Regions from separate parts of the Homo sapiens genome. Here region 1 is linked to region 2. The links are chromatin loops, found by intact Hi-C in ENCODE. Cell type or tissue: endothelial cell of umbilical vein. All regions are shown on one strand. Each heading gives the region's core, and the rest is flanking DNA. Links, peaks and the distances in the headings are about the cores only.

Evidence for each region. A loop is a pair of places that touch in the nucleus more often than their neighbours do. Peaks named below come from ENCODE experiments on the same cell type or tissue, not always from the same donor. Only the 100,000 strongest peaks of a DNase experiment are listed, where the experiment ranks them.
Region 1: it touches region 2 in a loop (6-fold over the local background); 1 of 110 quality-filtered maps calls a loop at or near these places.

What each region holds. Positions count from the first base shown.
Region 1 is chr7:15,705,089-15,710,073 of GRCh38, reverse strand. All of the region lies in intron 1 of LOC101927558 (a long non-coding RNA gene), which reads right to left. Among named protein-coding and RNA genes, the nearest start is that of LINC02587, 19 kb to the right of the region's middle. In endothelial cell of umbilical vein, for the core only: no CTCF peak of the experiment used is centred there; a DNase peak (open chromatin) is centred at 2,333; H3K27ac peaks cover 1,650 bases.
Region 2 is chr7:15,918,799-15,923,783 of GRCh38, reverse strand. No RefSeq gene overlaps it. Among named protein-coding and RNA genes, the nearest start is that of LINC02587, 230 kb to the right of the region's middle. In endothelial cell of umbilical vein, for the core only: no CTCF peak of the experiment used is centred there; DNase peaks (open chromatin) are centred at 1,623, 1,873 and 2,513; H3K27ac peaks cover 606 bases.

The sequences.
Region 1 (4,985 bases), core at 383-4,382, 210 kb after region 2:
CTGGAGTAATAACATGCAAAAATCGAATATGTTACATGAAATATGCAATTGACTCTTCAATATTCATTATGTACTAGATAATTATTCTCCAGATATTAATAAAACTATCATAGTAATTTTATTCCTTCTTTTATGATTGGCTCAGGAGTAGATGAATCTAAGCAAATTTAAATCAAGGAGAAACTTTCTTCAACTCCATGGAAAAGAGAAAAATCTTTTCTGCAACCAGATGGATGGTGAGAGGTATGTTTCATGGTTGCTGCTCCATAAGAGAAGCCAGACTGAGAATAATTAGCTGATACTGGGTTACAGGCAGAGTCAAGTAAACCTGAGAAGCAGGGCTGGAAACTTGAGGTATTAGAAACTAGAACCCAACGCTTGTTCTAAGCTTCATGTGAGGTGAGATTTAAAATGTTCTTCTTGTTAAGCCACTTTGAGTCTGGGTTTCTTAGCAGTGAATTCACCCAATCAATTCATCAGGCAAAGAATTTTCATTGTCAAGGTATTGAGGAGGCATTGCAGCAATTTAGGAAGTGGATTTTAAAAGACAGAAACATTCTGCTACCTTAAAGTAGGATCTTTATATATGCCAGGCAGTGTGTGTGCATTTTATATATGTATAAGAAATCATAACCAGATTTGGGTTTTATTCTTCTGGTAGTAACATGTAGGTTGGATTTGAAGAATCCTAAGCTAGAAACAAAAGAATATAGAAGTTATTTTACAGACTCAGCTATAGAGATAACTATGAACAGAAAAAAGAAAGAGCCAAGATATATTTACGAGATGAACTTTCTAAAATTTGACAAATGGTAGAATTTTATGGCTAAGAGAAATGGAAGATTCTAGAATAAACTGTTTGTTAGAACTACCTGTGTATGTCTCAGTAAGAATGGACTAAACTGAATGTGAAACATTGGCTGATTAACCCTGGTTTTGGGGCAGGAACTTAACTTGGGCAGAGCAAATTCTGCACTAAAAAAGTTACTCAAGCTTTCAAATTATTCTGCGCATAAAGTGAGTGTAAATAATTATAACTTGTTAAATCTGAAGATTTTATGCCCAAAGCAAATACATTTTTTAAAAATCTCATAGAAATTCCAGCAGCGGCAGACCCTGAAATTTTCCTATTGAGCAGGTGTGGTGAATAAAAGTCAAATGCCTTGTATCTATTTTACTTACTTTAAGTGTGTGAACTCTAGTGGAGAATCCTCCTATATCATGTATTATAGTTAGATTTTTATTTCAAAGGTTGTAAAACATTGGTCAGGGTTTTCAATGACCTCAGTCCCTTGGCTTTCAATTTCTCATGTAATTTTCATTATAGTAGTAATTTTCCTTCCATAGGAATTTTCATTACCTTCAGTTGATGAAGTAGGTATAGCATGCTTCATTGGTGTTCTATTGATTCCTTCTCATATATTAGTTTTCATAGCTTTATATTGTATTTACAGAGATAATTAGTTAAGTTGAGGCCATATAAGATTAGAGTGGGCTCTAAATTCAGTATGACTGGTGTCGTTATAAGAAGAGAAACACAGTAATCAAGGCTATGTAACCATGGAGGCAGGGGGATGTAGCTGCTATCAAAGAACACCAGGGATTTCTAGCAACCCCCAGAAGCCAGGAAGACGCAACCAAGGATATTTCCCCTCTGCCAACAAAGGGAGCATGACTCTGCCAACACCTTGATTTCAGACTTCTAGCCTCAAGAACTGTCACAGAATCAAATCCTATTAAGTTACACAGTTTGCTGTCATTTGTTATAGAAGTCATAGGAAACAATTTACTCCCTTAATATGCATCTTCAACATCAGTTGATTCATTCACGGTCCATACTGGAGTCATGTCTTGAGTGTTCCAAGGCAGTTTTCAAGAGTACATAAACCTCACCTCCTTTTAAAAGAGACACAGAGCTGCATAATTATCTCACTCAATATTTTGTCTCAATTCTTATACCAATTTACAAAATATTAACATTTCGTTTTTCCTGAAATTTATATATGCTTGATCTCACAACTTCACCATTCCCTATTTTTAAGTAATCTTTATAAGATTTCTTTACAGCATCCTAAACTAACACTTGTTATTCTGAGGTAATTTCCTGGGGAAAATTTTTAAAAATTTATTAAAATTTGTTTCTCCTTTTTAATCATAAATGTATAATAATCATAAACATTAAAAGCATTAATTGACATTGTTTCAGATTAACATGTCTCTCTGAATAGTGGTTTAAAGCTAAAAATAAAGTAACTGAGAGAATGAGCCATATCAGACTATGTAAAGATTCAATGATTCAAACTATGGCATCCTGTTTCCTGTAAGATAATATTGGGAAAATGCATTGTCCTAATGTTTGAACAAATATGAATGTTGCTTGACAGAACTCACTGGTCAATTCCAAATGAATACATTCTTAGAAAGACGCTGAAGTGGTTTAAAGTTAACAAAGTAAATTACATATTTGTATGAAAGAGTAAATCTTTTGTAAAATTCATGACTTGTAGTGCTTAGCACTGTATTCTGATATGTACCTAAAATTGGATGTGTAACAATTTCCTGAAATCCTAATGAGATAAATATTTAGTTAGCTTTCTTTACCAAGTTCTTATTGGTCAGAAACTTGATGTGCATATTTCTATTACAGAATTACATAGCAGAAAATTTAGCTATTGGGTTATGTATTATTGATTTTATTATTTATTTTAGATTTAATTACAGATACATAAGGAGAATGCTATATGTACCAAATTCAAGCATCTTTAAAATAGTAAGGTCAAAAAGAGAAATATACATGGATCAGAGAAACCAAGACTGCCAAGCAACATATTATTATTTAATACCAAAGTGATAATTTTTTCAAAACTCTATAATCCCATCCCAGCATAGGGAAAAAAAAAATCAAGATTTTTACTTTTCTTTTTTTTTTTTTTTTTTGAGAAAAAGTCTCACCCTGTCACCCAGGCTGGAGTACAATGGTGCCATCTCGGCTCACTGCAACCTCCGCCTCCCAGGTTCAAAGGATTCACCTGCCTCAGCCTCCTGAGTAGCTGGGATTACAGGCGCCCGCCACCAAGCCGAGATAATTTTTGTATTTTTAATAGTGAAAGGGTTTCACCATGTTGGCCAGGCTGGTCTTGAACTCCTGACCTTATGATCCGCCTGCCTCAGCCTCCCAAAGTGCTGGGATTACAGGTGTGAGCCACCGCACCTGGCCACATTATTTTTAAAGTAGCATGTCTCTCTCTCTCTCTTTTCATTTAAAGGAAATTCTCCACTTGTATTCACCCTCTGTAACTTCCAAAAATATAACCGTTTTCATAATTTTTGCCATTTCCAACTATTTCTCAATTATCCACTCAATATATACTGAGCCCAGACATGTACCAAGTGATGACAACATAATCACTTTCTTTTCTTCAACTTAATTATCTTAAGCATTATTTCTTAAGACAAAGCAAATAAACAATAGCAAAAACATTTTCATTGTCGTTGGTTCTCTTTTAGATAGCTGCATTACTTTTTTTCCTGTTCGTATCTAGATTTCTGATAAGCCCTGCATCTATCTTCTCTTTTCTTGCTGTTTTCTGGGTCCTCTGCTGCTCTAATGAAACATTCTCTATACTGTTATCCACATCCTTCCCTGAGGCCTTTCCCAAATATTATCTTCCACAATATCTCTACTTGAATCTCTTCATTACCCATTTCCAGAATTTTTCTCTCCTCGTGGCTTTCTGGATATTGTGCTTGCTTGCTCCTTGCTTCTCTAATCATTTCTCTGACAAACCTTCCTTATGAGGTTTCATCCTTTTCTTTCTTCCTGAGAGTGAGACTACCTCCAGGAGGAGCATTATTTTTGTACTGTCACTCTGTGCCATCTCAGAAAGCTTATTTAAAATCATAGTCTTAATCATCATTTGACAATCAAGCCTTAATTTTATCCTTACTTCTAATGCAAATTCCAACTCATCAAATAAAGGAATATATTCAATATGCAACCATCCACTTGAATTGTATGTATTAAATACATAATACATAAGCACTCACCACTTTCCTCTCTAGCTAGATCCTTTTTGATATTTCTAATTCTGTCAAATACAACAACATCTCCTACTCCCAGGGGCATGGACTGCATGGCCACCAATAACTACTTTTTCAATCCTAAAATACAATCAACTGATAATTCTTACCTAACTTTCTGCCTCAAACAACACACAAGCATCCTCTCCAAATGAAATTTCAAACGCTTTTCTAATTTGTGTTGTTTTATCTTCCCATACACCTTTTGCAGGCCACTCTAACATGTAAAGTCTCTATTTCTCTCTTTCTGGCTCTTTATACTCTCCTCCCTCCCTCAATTTATGAATTACAGAAAACTATATATATTCTTGTATATATGTGTAAATCTTGTCTTCCTAGAAATCCAACAAGTTTTCTCGGGAGAGGAATCTGCCTATACTTTTAAAATCTGTCTATACCTTTATGACTGAGCACCTCATTAGATCTTCCAGTGGGAATTTATCTAGTTTTATTTTACTTGAATTATTAGATGATTAACAATTTTCTTGCACAGCTAGATTAGTGTTTAGTAATTAAACCTAACATACAAACCTGAAATGTTTTGGTAATCATTTATATATAATTTATATGTACTTAAAATAAAATTATGAAGTCTATATGGGAAAAGTTGAACCAGAAAAATATGTTTTGATAAACAGTTGTCACTTATTTCAAACAAGAACCAATATAACCAAATGCTGGTGAGTGTAATAATCTGTGTATGCTTTATTGCCTACTGAAGTAAGCACTGGTCCCTGTTTCACAAATGTATAGAAATACATTTTATCTTTCAAAGTATATTTGTTGATTTTTACCCTGGGATTTTCACTATAGAAATAAATTATTAAATTGATTTCATAATTTTTATTTGCACTAAACATAGTAGTGGAATATACGTGCTTTATATGTAAATTATCTCTCAGATA
Region 2 (4,985 bases), core at 422-4,421:
GGGATGTCTTTCCATTTATTTTTATTTTATTTTATTTATTTATTTATTTTGAGACAGAGTCTCCCTCTGTTTCCCAGGCTGGAGTGCAATGGCGTGATCTCAGCTCAATGCAACCTCCGCCTCCCAAGTTCAAGTGATTCTCCTGACTCAGCCTCCCAAGTAGCTGGGATTATATGTGCCCACCACCAAGTCCAGCTAATTTTTTTTTTTTTTTAAATAGAGACAGGGTTTGACCATGTTGGCCAGACTGGTCTCAAACTCCTGACCTCAGGTGATCTACCCACCTCAGCCTCCCAAAGTGCTGGGATTACAGATGTGAGTCACCACGCCCAGCCGTCTTTCCATTTATTTGTGTTTTAATTTTTTTCATCAATATTTTCTAGTTTCATGTGTACAAGGACTTCCACTTCCTTCGTTAAGTTTGTTCATAAATTTGCATTCTTTTTGAGGGTATTGTAAATAGGATTGCTTTCTTATTTTGTTGTTGTTGTTTTTTTTGAGACGGAGTCTCGCTTTGTCACCCAGGCTGGAGTGCAGTGGTGCAATCTCGGCTCACTGCAAGCTCCGCCTCCCATGTTCATGCCATTCTCCTGCCTCAGCCTCCCAAGTAGCTGGGACTACAGGTGCCCGCCACCACGCCCAGCTAATTTTTTGTATTTTTTTAGTAGAGACAGGGTTTCACCATGTTAGCCAGGATGGTCTCCATCTCCTGACCTCGTGATCCACCCACCTCGGTCTCCCAAAGTGCTGGGATTACAGGTGTGAGCCACCGTGCCTGACCAGGATTGCTTTCTTAATCTCTTTTTTGAACAGTTCTTTGATAGTGTGCGGAAATGCAACTGATACTTGTATGTTGATTTTGAATCAACAACTTTGCTGCATTTCTTAATTCTAACAGGTTTTTTTTTTTTGGTGGAGTCTTTGACATTTTCAATGTGTAAGGTCATGTCATCTGCAAACAGAGATAATTTTGCTTTTTCCTTTTCAATTTGGATGACTTTTATTTCTTTTTTGCCTGATTGTTATATCGAGGACTTCCAGTACTCTGTTGAATAGAAGTGGTGGAGAATGGGGCAATCATGCCTTATTTCTCATAGGAAAATCTTTCAGTTTTTCACCATTGAGTATGATATCAGCTGTGAGATATATGTATGTATGTGTGTATATGTATATATATATACACACATATATATTTAATACATGACCTTTTTAATGTTGAGGTAAAGTCCTTCTCTACCTACTTTGTTGAGGGATTTTCATGTAAAAGGATTTTGAATTTTGTCAAAAGCTAGAAAGCCTGGTGTTCAAATCCAAATATTTGCTCCCAATCTAAAATGTTTCAGAACCTTCTTTTCTTTCCAAAGCTCTCTTGTTTATACTTTTACTTTTTTTTCCAATTATGCTTATGTCACAGAAGGACATTGTTACTCCCATTTTTCTTGTCTATAAACACTCTTTGAACAAAGACAGCCCTCAGGATGTGTGAGCTACTTGAATGTATTAACAATGTATTAAACTAATAGTTAACAATGTTTAACTCAGTGCATGGCAAAAAAGTAGTGGTCAAGAGATATTTATTGAATAAATAAATAAAAACTGAATAGATGACTAGGAAGTTGGTATGGGTCAGGGGTCAAATTATTATAACAGCAGAAAAAGGAAGCAATGACTATAATCCAAATCATTAGAAAATTATTGTAACAGGACAGTGTTCTGTATAGCCTCCCCTGACTCCTGGGAATGGCAATGGCTTCAGAGATGCTGTTATTTATACCACATTAAAATATTAATTAAATATTTAAAAATAGGCATGTTTCATAACACTATAAAAGTCTACATACTAGGATTCTAGTGGGGATTCTTTTTTAACATCTGCAAGATAAATTTAGTGACACCACTAAGAATGCCTGAGGCTACAAAAAAAAGGCAGAGAAGAAATGAATCACTTGGCATAGTAATGACTAAGAAAATAAGGAAATATTTTTCTATTAGTCAAACATCAAAATGTGTAGCAAAAAAAAATCAAAAAGCTTCAAAACAACAAAACCAAAGTAACATTGCTACGGGCAGGAAAAAAATATCAACCAAGTGATACAGGTTATTTCAAAGGGATTTCAGCTCTTTTCCATGTTCAACAGCAAGGTGGCGGCAATTCAGGTTTCAATGATTTACTTTACCAACGATGATAAATGTGTTACAAATTATTATTATAAACAGTGAGGAAGAGAAGAATGAAAAAGCGGGAGACTGAAGTGAGAGGTGTTGGGAGGCACTGAGTGGAGCCTCCTGGGGAACTAAGATGCTGTGTTTGAGCAATCTGTGCTTTCTGAAAACCAAAAGTTCAATTTTTTGTATCATTCTTTTAATAAATGACATTTCTTGTAGGCATAATATATATGTTTATCAATAAGAAATCAAACTGTGTAATGCCAGCTTGAGCAAAGCAAGTTTCCGTTGCAGGGTTTCGTGTGTTGCAAACCATTTGAAATTGTAAATAAAACTTTCATGTTTTTCTTTCCTATCCAATATTTTGGGGGCATTTTGAAGGGAACTTTTTTTATTATTCAAAAAGGAAATGATTAATCTGCCTGTGTCCATTGCCAGCCAGATGGTGACATGAATTTGCAGTTTATTTAAGGATTGCCAAAAGTGGGGGAAGGGGAATCCTTCCTATTTGTGGTATACCAATAATTTGAGAATAAACGAAATTATTTACCGTGAGGTTGCATATCAGATAATGTTTCATGTATCTTCTCTGAAGTCACCACGAAAAAATGCAGCCGAAATCATATTATATGCTGACAGCTTTATGAGACTATTCAAATATTTCGTCTTGCAACTTTCTTATAGTATATATTTTATACTAACTTTTTAATAGTAATATATTAACTGTTTGTAGTAATATATATGGAGATATATATATGTGAAGAGAGATATGTATAATATAATATAATTACATAATAATATATATATATATGGAGGCAGAGCGAGAGAGAGAGAAGCAACTTAGGCAATGTAAAGGTCTGAAGCTGCTTAATTCACACAGATTTTTAGGGTATTAGGTATTTTAGGGGTATCAAAAATTCTGATTTGACATGAGATTAAAACGACTTTCAGTTTACATTTATAACGTAGTTATTTAAAAAATATGTTGGCCGGGTGCAGTGGCTCACACCTGCAATCCCAGCACTTTGGGAGGCCGAGATGGGTGGATCACTTGCGGCCAGGAGTTCGAGACCAGCCTGGCCAACATGGTGAAACCTCGTCTCTACTAAAAATACAAAAATTAGCCGGGCATGGTAGTGTGCCACCTGTAATTCCAGCTATTTGGGGGGCTGAGGCACTAGAATCGCTTGAACCTGGGAGGCAGAAGTTGCGATGAGCTGAGATCGGACCACTGCACTCCAGCCTGAGTGACTGAGCGAGACTCTGTCTCAACAACAATGACAATAACAATAACAACAAATTATGTTGACATTCTTTTTATCAGTATTTTATAAAATGAGTTTTCTTAACTATGGAAAAATTCAAACATATACAAATGTAGAGAATATAATAAACTTTCTTATCTCTGTTACTCAGCTTCAACAGTTATCATCTTGGGACCAATCTTTTTCCTTTTCCCATAAGACCTCTCAAAATTATTTTGAATTCTCTATTTGGTATAATTTCATTCATAAATATTAAGTGCTACTGAAAGTTAATCTTTTCAACAAAAAAGAGGGTGAGATAAAAGGGTAACTGAAGCAAATCCTCTGATCTCAGCCATTCAGCTATAGGACAGAGAAATGATATTACTCAGCCTGAAATTGTGCCCTGAAGAAGCTTCATAAGTATTACATGTTTTTTACCTTTTAACTGTTTTTAAAATTGACAACAAAACTCAACAGTAATGAAACTCAAAGTACTGTGAATCTGTGAAGATGAATTATACACTTCCTAGCAGTTTAAGGCGATTTCTGATGTGGCCAGGAGTCATTTAGGTATACCGACTTTTTCAGTTCAGTTTATTCCTTTGGCCTTGGGATCTAACACAAACCAGTTCAATGCAAGCCAGAACCCAGAATGAACCTAGAAATCCTGAGTGACATCCATTGCGTGCTTTCAGTGACAGCAAGAAAATAATATAGTCACTTTAGTCGTTTTATAGGATTGCATACTTTCACTTTATATTCAATAAGTCATTAAAACTCGTTCACTGTTTATTCAGTCATTCATCCATGTATATGTATCTACTTGTGTATCTATTAATTTAATGAACATTTATGTAATACTCTGAGCGATGTGGTAAGGCTACAAAGGTGAAATACAAATCTATGGCCTCTTATACAATGGAAGATTATTCAGTGATTTTTAAAAAATGAGCTATCAAACAAACAAGGGACATGAAGAAAACGTAAACGCTGATACGGTAACAAGTCAATCTGAACATGCTACATACTGTATGATTCCAACTATATGGCTTTCTGGAAAAGGCAGGTGGAGACAGTAAAAAAGATCAGCAGTTTCCAAGGTTTGGGAGAAGGGAAGAATAAATAGGTGGAACACAGGATTTTTAGGGCAGTGAAACTATTCTGTATGATACTGTAATGGTGGTTCCATGTCATTAACATTTGCCTAGACCCACAGAATATACAATACAAAGAGTGAACCTTAATGTAAACTATGGACTTCAGTCAAGAATAACGTATCACTGTTGGCTCATTAACTGTAGCAACTGTACATCACTAATGCAAGCTGTTAATAATAAGGGAAATGGGAAGGGGTATATGAGAATGCTCTGTACTTGGAGCTCAATTTTTCTGTAAAGTGAAAACTGCTCAAGAAATAAAGTCTATTAATTTAAAAACAATGTGGGACATCTGCCCTGCAGAATTTTAAGATATAGTTAGGAGTGAATGTATAAATAGCTACCTACATTAGTTTCCTAGGGTTGCCATAACAACTTCCCACAAACTCGGTGGATTTAAGTAATGGAAGGTTAA